2 separate regions of the Mus musculus genome follow, and region 2 is linked to region 1. The links are chromatin loops, found by intact Hi-C in ENCODE. Cell type or tissue: gastrocnemius. All regions are shown on one strand.

What was found. A loop is a pair of places that touch in the nucleus more often than their neighbours do. Peaks named below come from ENCODE experiments on the same cell type or tissue, not always from the same donor. Only the 100,000 strongest peaks of a DNase experiment are listed, where the experiment ranks them.
Region 2: it touches region 1 in a loop (4-fold over the local background); 1 of 42 quality-filtered maps calls a loop at or near these places.

What each region holds. Positions count from the first base shown.
Region 1 is chr15:78,621,448-78,626,447 of GRCm38, forward strand. Cyth4 (cytohesin 4) reads left to right here. Exons shown (of 13, transcript NM_028195.3): 13 at 1-572. Among named protein-coding and RNA genes, the nearest start is that of Gm52187, 5.3 kb to the right of the region's middle. In gastrocnemius, no CTCF peak of the experiment used is centred here; DNase peaks (open chromatin) are centred at 2,176, 3,153, 3,374 and 3,735; H3K4me3 peaks cover 311 bases; H3K27ac peaks cover 1,806 bases.
Region 2 is chr15:78,777,289-78,782,288 of GRCm38, forward strand. Card10 (caspase recruitment domain family, member 10) reads right to left here. Exons shown (of 21, transcript NM_130859.2): 13 at 4,187-4,346; 14 at 3,785-3,896; 15 at 3,189-3,432; 16 at 2,954-3,023; 17 at 2,107-2,200; 18 at 910-1,068; 19 at 671-786; 20 at 177-289. Among named protein-coding and RNA genes, the nearest start is that of Mfng, 6.3 kb to the left of the region's middle. In gastrocnemius, CTCF peaks have their summits at 1,361 (motif pointing left) and 2,139 (motif pointing left); DNase peaks (open chromatin) are centred at 904, 1,341 and 3,226; H3K4me3 peaks cover 688 bases; H3K27ac peaks cover 3,318 bases.

The DNA of each region.
Region 1 (5,000 bases):
GTGTACCCAGGGAGGGCATTCTTGGGAGATGTTTCTCACTCCCCCAAGCACTTGCACCTCCTCTCCTGCCTAAGCAGCCCCCCACCAGGGGAAAGTTCCTCAACAAGACAGCAAGAAATGGGGCTCCCTATGCCCTGTGCCAGCCCAGGCTCCAAGAATGAGCAGCAAGTGGCCAGGCTGCCCTCTTCCTCTGTAGGAGCTCGTGTATATGTAATCTACACAGTGGGAAGAGAAGTGCATGGCGGGGAGTGGGGGGGAGATGCCTGTCTCGGGAGGGACACACACCTGGGAGCTGGGGTATCAGCAAGGCAAATGGAGCCCCTGCTGGAATTTGAGAACTTTCTGGTGAGCTGAGCCCACACCAGCTGCCCCCATTTGGGGGTTAAGGGACCCTGAATTCTTCCTCTGCCTCCGCCATGTGTGTGTGTGCACAGAGACTGTCTGACTTTGGTCCCTTTCCCCTCTCTGGTTCTCCACTTCTTCCCTGACACCAAGATGGCGGGACATCATTTTCTTTCCTGTTGTAACACTCAGGAGCAAGAATAAAAGCTCATGACGTCGCTCGTAGACTGAAGAAAGCTATTCTTCTGTAATTGTGTCACCATCCCTGAGCCCCCCTGGCCCCCCTCATCCTTTCCCAGGCCAGGAAGAGGGAGCATTTAGTGACCCTTGGGACACTGGGGGTGGGGGGTATCATGCTGGATAGAAGTTCCTCGGGAGCTGAGCTTCTCGGTGAGCTTTCTTGGGGCGGGAGTAGGGGCTAGGCTGGGTTGGCTCTGCTATACCCAAGGAAATACAGAAACTTCCAGAGGGCATCACGATCTACAGATGGAACAAGTGATATGGAAAGTAGGTAGTGATCCTACCACCTCTGGAGGGATGCAAGCACAGGCTGGCTCAGGGACCAGCGTGGGGAAGGATTGTATAAGCTTTGCCGGCTGTCTTCAAACAGATGTTTATAAAGCGTCCCAGCTATGCCAGGCTCTGTTCCAGGCACTGGCAGGCCAAGGCAGAATCCCTGCCACCTGGGCTCATGATCCAGTGCTCTCCTCTGGCCCTCCACTCAGGCTCCAGCCTAAAATCTCACTATCAGGACCCTCCTTGAAGATGCTTTTGGCTGAACTAGCTCAACTTGCCCATATTTTCCTTCTGTTGTTCTGTGTATTGAGTGCTTACAGTGTGCCAAGGTCTTTGCAACAGAGCCAGGGATCCCAAAGACCCCTGTGACATCCAAGGCTGGAGGCTGGAGAGATGACTCACCAGCTAAGCGTACTTGCTGTCTTCCCAGACGACTCAGATTTGGTTTCCAGCACCCACTTAGCTCATACCACCTGTAACTCTGGAGAACCAACATCTTCTTCTGGCCTCCACAGACACACAGTGAACACACTCATGTGCACACACACACACATGCACACACACACACACATGCACACACATACATGCAAACATCCACATGTGTACACACTCACACATACACATGCACATACATGCATACACACATGCACATACACATACACTCACATCACACATTCACGTACACATGCATGTAAATAATAATAATCTTCAAAAATAGCACGCAGAGTATGGTGACACACGCCTTGAATCCCAGCATTTGGGAGGCAGAGGCAGCTGGATCTCTGTGAGTTCAAGGATAGCCTGGGCTACAGAGTGAGACTGTGTCAAACGCAAATCCTCAGTGCAGAACCAGTGCAGACTGGCGTGCACAGGGGATAGTGAAGGCCTGGGCTGGGCAGATGAATCCAGGAGGAGGGTGTCTAGGCTAGACAGCCAGGCCTGTGTTTCAGAGTCACCTCATCCTGCCAGACTGTGAGATCCATGCAAGTCTGTCTGTGCACTTACTAAGCAACTGCACACAATGGGTTCAAAATAATTGTTAGTTGGCTGAAATTACCTGATTTGAAAAACAGAAACAAAAACAAAACAAAAAACAAAAAACCTTGAGGCCTCAGCACAGCATCAATAGGTTCCAGACCCTGGGGACCCTGAAACTGTGAAACCCAAAGGACAAGTATTTCTAGGGACAGAGAAGGCCCAGGACCACACCACACCAGAACAGTAGGAGGTCTCTCCTACTCTGTTTAAGAGCTCCCCAGGGGTGGTTTTAACCCATGTCTGCTAAAGTGCAGTGCTACATCTGGCCAGCAGGCAGCGCTCACCACACACAGATGAACTTTCTTCTGCCGCTGGAAGGACAGAGCCTGAACCCCTGACCAGAACCTGGTGAGGGGATCATGGATGCGGGATTAGGGCCTGTGGCCTTGAGCAGCCCTTTAGGGGCCTCTTCTTCCCTTACAGAGACCACACACATCTGCCTCTCCCGCCTTCTTTCTGGCTATGCACCACGGAACAGGCTGCTCCCTGTTTGGATTGCATCTTCCTCCCTGAGAACTCTTTTAATGGCACTAACCTTTAATGGAGTTGTCTACAGACAACAATGTCTCAGGAATGGGCTCAGCACAGACTCTTCCCTAGGCTGGAGTGGTGGGAGGGGTGACAAGCAGGTCTCCCGTTGCCACTTACTCCTGTGGAGGAGCAGCAATGATAGATAGCCTCCCAGAAGGCCTGGGTACAAGGGCTCGCTCTCTTCCATGTCTTAAGTAATTTTCTCGGTGCCTCAGGCTGCCCATCTGTAAAATGGGAATAACTAGGTATATTTGAAATACTTAGGCCAGTGGGGCCAGCAAGAAAGCTTAATGGATAAAGGCACCTGGCACCAAACCTGAGGTTAGATCCTGAGGACCCACTAGGTAGGACAGAAGCGACCCTTGACAGTTGTCCTCTGACCTCTGTATATGCTGAGACATTTATACATGTGCACATGTACACTTACACACACTCACATGCACCCACATGACCCATACGAGACAAGATGAGGTAAGGTATTCGGAGAAATTCCCCGGGCTCCAACACAAGCCCTGGTGGGCCAAGAGGATGCTGTGGTGATCGCCAGGGTCAGGGCTAAGGGGTGGCTCATCCCTGCTGCCATGCCGGGCAGCTCCTAGTCGCAGGGAGCTCTGAAAGGCTTCAGGACCGCAGCTGTTGAACGGAGGCCAGCCCAGCACGAGGAGGAGGCCTGGCCTGGCCCAGAATGCCTGGGGAGAGAGAGGAAACAGCAAGAGGACCACTGCCAGGAACCGGGGGCTGGAAGTCTCTGTAGTGCCCAGATGTCAGGCGACAGGACACGGGGGCAGGCAGCCTGGAGCTGGAGGCTGGTATGAGAGACCTGGAGAAGTTGATTTATTAGGGACGATGAAAGGAGCTAAATATGTTTGCCGCTCAGCGATGACTCAGGCATTCCCCAGGGGTTCGAGAGAATGAGCATCAAAGAGCCAAAGGCAAAAACCTCCTCCTACCAGGGCACTGCCAAGCCCCTCCTCCTACCAGGGCACTGCCAAGCCCCTCCTCCACAGTCATAGGAAACAGCCACTCCGGCCTACAAGGCCCAGGCAGTAGCTGACCTCACCCAGAATGACTGAAGAAAGATCCCCTCAGAGAGAGACAGATAGGTCCAGTCCTGGATTTTCTCCAAATTGCTGTGTGATCTTAGTCCAGTGGCTGGCCCTCTCTGTACCCACATCCTCTCCCACAATGAACCAGGCCCTGTCTCTTTCTCTCATCCCATTGGCTTCTCTCAGAAGCTGAGTGATGTTTTCTTTACCAGGAAAAGCTCCCAACTGCTCTCCAGGAGAGAAGCCAGACTCCACAGAACCTGGGAAAGGGGAGGCAGCCGCTTTCCAGTGCCAAGTCGCAGGCCTGGCGCTGGGACCCAGGATGAACTGTGTGCAAGCTAGAGGTCACAGTGACTGACAGAGGAGCAAAGAGAAAGCAGGGAGGGGTTGGGGGAGACATGCCAGCCTGAAGGTCTGCTCTAGGAAGTGTGGGAAACCCAGAAAGCAGCTGGACACATGTGGGAAGTGGGGAGCAGTTTGATGGATTGGGGGGGCATTGGGGAACTTCCCTGTTTCGTGGCTGCCTTAGAATAACAGGACACGGAAATCAGCAGAAAGACCTACCTTCAGGTGTGCAGTCTTATACTGTGGGCAGTGTCCAGAGCCTCTCTGGGGACTCTCCATTAGGATGGATTAAGGGAGACACAGGGGACTGGCAAGTATGTGGGGGAGGTGGTGGCCAACAGCCTAGTACAAGGCCAGACTCAGGATAAACAGGTCACTGTCAGTGGAGGGAGCTACATGGTGCAAGATCCCCTATTGGGATGGTCAGCTAAACTAGCTGAGAGGCCCTCCCCTTCCCCCTTGGCCCCCCCTTCCTGTTCCTGTCCTGTCTCCCTTTCTTGGTCACCCTGCCATGGCCCAGTGGCATATTGTAAGTAACTGCAGACCTGAGTTCAGATCCTGGCTTTCCTCAAGGCCAGCTGTGTGGCTCTGGGCCAGATGCCCTGCTGTCTCTGAACCTTGTCAGCTCACCTCCTGCCCCAGGAATCTGGGGTTTCCCAGCTGTAATCTTTAGGTCCCAGAGTCTCCAACTGAGCTGCTAGCCCAGGATAGCCCAAAGGAAGAGGTAGACTTTCTCTGGGTCTCCAAAGTCCCTGGCCACTCTCTTCTCTTACCTTAAAAGCGGCAGTGGTCTAGCCTTAACAACTCTACCACTAATGACTCCACAGTTATCCCTCCGTTTTCTTTTTCTTAGAGTTGTTTGGAGGTTTGGTTGCTTGAAATGGGGTTTCACGGTTCTAGGCTGGCCTAGAACTCATGGGTAGTCCTCCTGCCTTAGCTCCTTGAATACTGGGATTCATTTTCTGAGACAGAGTCTCACTCTGTAACCCATGCTAGCATCAACTCATGGTGCACCCCTTCCTCGGCCTCTGAGATTCTAGGGTTCCAACTCTCTGCCTCCACACTCAGCCTCCCCTTGATTTCTTGACATCTCCGTGTTCCGCACGAGACACAGACAGCACAGCCCACCCGGGCCAGCACGGATGCCACAACCCAAAATGCCAAACATATCAGCCACTCGAG
Region 2 (5,000 bases), 160 kb after region 1:
ATACATATACATACACAGGACCTCCCTCTGTTACAGACCTAACCCTCTCTAGAGATAAATACCCACAATAAACATAAACAATACAAGCATGCACACAGATGGACAGGTGGACAGGTGGTGGCAGGTGCAGAGACAGAGGATTCCACAGAAGGCACCCACACGTGGCCACCACTCACCTGATCTCACGGACATTCTTCTCAGTCACCTCCACGTGGATGACAATGGGGTAGACCTCGCTGTGCACCAACTCCCGCACTCCCCGTGCACCCAGCTCCAACAGGCAGTGCTTCTTTTCAGACAGACAGACAGACAGTTTACTCCTGGGCCCACCCTTCCCTGCTGCATCCACCCCTGCCAACACCTCTCAGGGGACAGTCCTGCTTCATCAGCAAAGAACCAAAGGAAACTGGAGACGCAGACTCATGTGTGTGCTGGGAGACGGTCAGGTCTCTCCGGACCTCCGACTCTACTCTCATCCCCACCAGCCACCCCCCTGCAGCCCCAGCCAACAAACAGAACAATGGAAGTTCAGGAATAACAATGTTCAGGTAAGAGATACCAGCCCACTCCTCAAGTAACCCACAAGGTCATCATCTCAACCCAGCCCAAGGGGTGGCCCAGATGCTGGTTCTGGGTCCCAGAGGGCAGCCTTGCCCCCTCTGGCACTTACCTTCCCGACAGACTCCTGGATGGCACGGATCCTGCTGCCTAGCCCAGCAGTGGCCGGCCAGGCTTTGGGGGCTCCGGGAGCTGAGGACGTACACTGTTCCTCCCCAGAGAGGCTCTCTGTGGAGAACAAGGACGTGTATGACTCAGGACCACAGGCCTGGCTGCCCACTGCCACCCAGATGCATTGCCCCTCCAGCCCATACCAATACAGCCACCCACCCAGGCGGCAGGCAGGCTCACCTGCTGGGCACACTTGGAAATCCAGCCTGGAGCTTGGCAGATCCAGCAGGTTACGGATGAGGCGAGGCGCCAGGCACTCAGGCAGGAGGACCACAGGCCTCAAGGCAGACACCAACAGCGGTCGCACCAGGCTGTAGGGTTTTAGGCTTCGTTCTAGCTCTGCAGAGAAGGAGTATGGAAGAGGTGAGGAGTTCCCCAGCGTACTTAAGTCAACATCATCTTCTGCCACACACACACACACACTCCCTCTCCCTCTCCCTCACCCTCTCCCTCTCCCTCTCCCTCTCCCTCTCCCTCTCCCTCTCCCTCTCCCTCTCCCTCTCCCTCTCCCTCTCCCTCTCCCTCTCCCTCTCCCTCTCCCTCGCCCTGGTATTCTCGCAGAAGGCATCTTTCTGATCCTGTCTCAGGTCTGCCCCCTACAGGCCACTCTGCAGTCAGCACCTAGGCTCCCAGCCATCAACACGATCATGTGACTGACTCCCTGCTTTCAATGCTGGGCTGACTTCCCAACATCCCAGGGCAAAGGTCACATCCTCCCAGTGGTAACAAAGGCCCTGTCTGAAAGCCTGGGGTGAATTCAGCATCGGACCTGCTCTTGCTTTAGCTGCCTGCAATGTTAGGGCTTTTGCCTGCCGCTCAGAGCCATGCACCGTCAGCCCAGGTAACTTCCACTAGCCACCACAAACTCAAGTCTCACCTTCCTAGGTTCCCTGCACATGGGCACCTGGCTCTAACTACACTCATGGTCTCATCTGCTAGACAAGACGCCCCTAAGCAAGGGGTTGCTGATTGCCCTGGACTTCAAAGAGGCTCTCCCCACCTTCAAAGTCACCACCCACACCGAGCTCCTGTGACCGTGCATGAGCCTCACCTCCATCAGGAGTAGGCTCCTCTCCCTCTCTTCCCAAACCTTCCCTCACCTCCGCATCCCTGGTGCCCTTCAGAAGTACCATTTTCTCATCTGGCTCCTCCCCAGCCCCTTGCTCTCCTCAGTGTGGTGGATGTTACTGGTTGTCCACGCTCCTCAGAGCCACTTGCAAACACACACACCAGCACCTGCCAGTGGGCTCTCTTCAATCCATCCCACCATCAGGGAGCCTTGTCGCTCTGGATTGTTCCCACTGCTAAGCCAGGGGCCACCCAGAGGCACACTGGGCACTTGAGCAGAGGGCATGTCCCCTATGTCCTCAGACTTACCTGAGCAGGGCTCTGCAGGGAGCTGTTCTGCTGAGTCTCCTGCAGTGCCCCCTGCAGGCTTGGGCCTCACCAACCCTAGGGCTCGCTTCTTCAGCTAGGTGGACAAGGAAGGGAGATCGTTGTCACAATCCATCCCAGCAACGAGGGAATGCTGAGGGGGCATCCTGCCACTGCCGTCCAGATTCAACAGTTCCGCACATAGCCACCCTCCTCCCTGTCCCCACCCCCTCCTATCCCGTCGACACCCCCCCAAGTTATCGTTCCATCCCCACACTCCTCATCCCACATCCCCACCCTCAGGCTACTCCAGCACAGTCTCTCCACCAATGAACGAGCAGCAAGCCCTTGGGTAGGAAAACCTAGGACACTCACTCACACTACTTAGCCCAAGCCTGGCAGGCACGGAGCACGCACAGGAGCGGGCACTGGGCCCCAGGCATGCATGGACTCACAGACGCTGCTTGCTGTCCAGGAGGCAGGTGAGCAGCAGACAGGTGAACATGCACAGCTGCATGCTCTTCACAGCCCCCCTGAACACACATGCCCTGGCCACTCTCCAGCAATGGGATCCCCCAGGGGCCTTATCAAGGGCCCTCACTTTACCATGGGCACAATGGTGACCCACCCCAGGGACTGAAAAAGAGAGTATGACTGTTCTCTGGTGCCCACTGTGTACTAGACAAACACTAGACTAGAGCATGGGCCCGTTCCAGACATTTCATCTCTCAACTATCCTGCACAGGGAAACTAATGTTCTGTCTCCTGGGCACCTAGATCAAGGAGGCCTGCCCTCTTTTCTCTCCTCAGGGATGACCGAATACTCAGCCTGCCCATCATCCCTACTTACGTTGCTTCGAGGACTTCGGTGTCTGCTGGAGATCAAGTATTTTTCCTGGACTTCTAGGAGCTGCTGAGCTCTGCGGGAGGAAGGTTGGGTCACACATGGTACAAGAAAAGCAAGCCTCAACACCTTCTCCTCCAATCCATCCTGTCCCAGAAGGCAGGGAGGGACTCCTTGGGAAAGAGGGCTACATCCCCATACCAGGTCCCACGGGCCCCCCACCCCAGGCTTCCGGCATCACCTCTGATAATTGGGCACGGTGCCCCGGTCCAGGTCCCGTAAGGTGAGGGTGTCCACTCGAGTACAGAACCACTCCTGCCTCCGCTTGTGGGCTGGGTCCACCAACCGCAGGATCTCTTGGGCTTTCACACAAAGGGCATGGGGATCCGACCGCTCGGGCAGGGAGAAGTTGGCTCGAATGTAGAAGGGCTCGGCACCCGGTCCCTTTGCCCAGGCATCCAGGGCCTCATGGAAGGAATGACAGGCTGGGTTTGGCAGGGTAGGGAGGACACAGGAGGCTAGTGAGCCCAGAGATCAGCTTCAAGGGACCTCGGGGACTGATGAGACCCTCTACAGGCTTGGCCTGCAAGGACCTTCTTTGAGCAAGGAACTTAGGTACAGGAGTTACTGTTTCACCGTTGGTGCTTACTAGCTGCAGAAAGAGAACGCATGCGCACGTGCACACCTAAAGGATGCCACAGCCCTGCAGGGTACTGGGACATAGGCTTCTGTATCTACCTCTGGGCCCTTCTATTCCTACCCCACATCCCGGACTGAAGGAGCCCTGACTGGCTGGGTCTCATGAGTTCAACAGGTTCTCCCGTAGGCCAGGCTCACCCTTTGAGTCCAGCAGGAAGGGGAGGGTGGAGCTCTGGTTCCAGGGCAAGGTCCTCTGCTGGGCCTCCGCTTCCAGGCCTGCCCCCTCCAGACCAGTGCCTTCCGCCCTCGGCTGAGCCCAAGCAGACAGTGGATGATTTTAGGGATGTAGCTCTGTCAGGATGCTGTCACCATGCCCCCCCAAGGTTCCCCCCAACTCCTCATGCCACACCCCTACCCTCACCCCACCCCACCCCACCCCACCTCCCCACCCCCGTCTACCAAGTCAGATGTTAGTCACTGCAGGCTGAGGGCAGAGCAACTTCTACTTCAGGCAGTCCCCAGAAGCCCCACCCGTGGATGCTCCACCAACCAATGTCCACCCTTGCTGATGCAGAACCCCTGCCCCTAGAGGGATCTCACCTCTTTCTGTTCTGTCCTGGCTGACCCAGGCCCAGACAACACCCTTCGCACCACCGCCCCAGACCACCTGTCTCCAAGGCCCGGCATGCTATCTGGACTCTTATCCTGGGGATCCAGGCCTGCGGGGGGACTCCAGCCGGACACTCGGATGGCCAGAGACCTGAGAGAAAGGGAGGAAGGTGGGAATGAGAATCCAGTCAGTACTGTCACAGAGTCCCCGGAAGGCAACCATGATTCTGCTGCCTGAAGAGACCATGGATCTCACCCAGGGCCAGTGTTCCTGAAGTGCCCTCTGCAACACCCTCCCCCCTCTCCCCAGCCTGGTCATCATGCTGCTGCTTCAAAACTCAAGCCTCTCCCTCCCAGATCCGCCCTCCCACTAACCCCACCCCTACCCAGCAGCACCCCCTGCCAGGTTCTGTATTTTCTCTTCAGTTCTGCCCATTTCAAAGCCCTTCAGGTCCAGACATCTGCGGAAATCCAGCCTGCGCCCCTAACACCAAACCCAGCACCTGACACATTGAGAACAAAGGAACACAGCTTACTCACAGGACCCGTTAGCCTCTAATTTAGAAGCAGCTAAATTAGAGGGAGGGGTGCAGAGGGTAGGAAGGGGAGGATACAGCTGGGTGCCATCTCAGTATGGAACCCAAGTGCTTTGTGACACAGGGTGAGGAGTCAGGCTCTGGGGTGATGGGGAGGCTTGCGGCACAGAGACAGCTTTGCAGCAGGTTCAATATCAAGAGCAGCAGCGGACGCAGTAAGAAAGTCCAGGTGCTACATGTGTCCCCCAGCACCAACTTAAAAGCCTGAG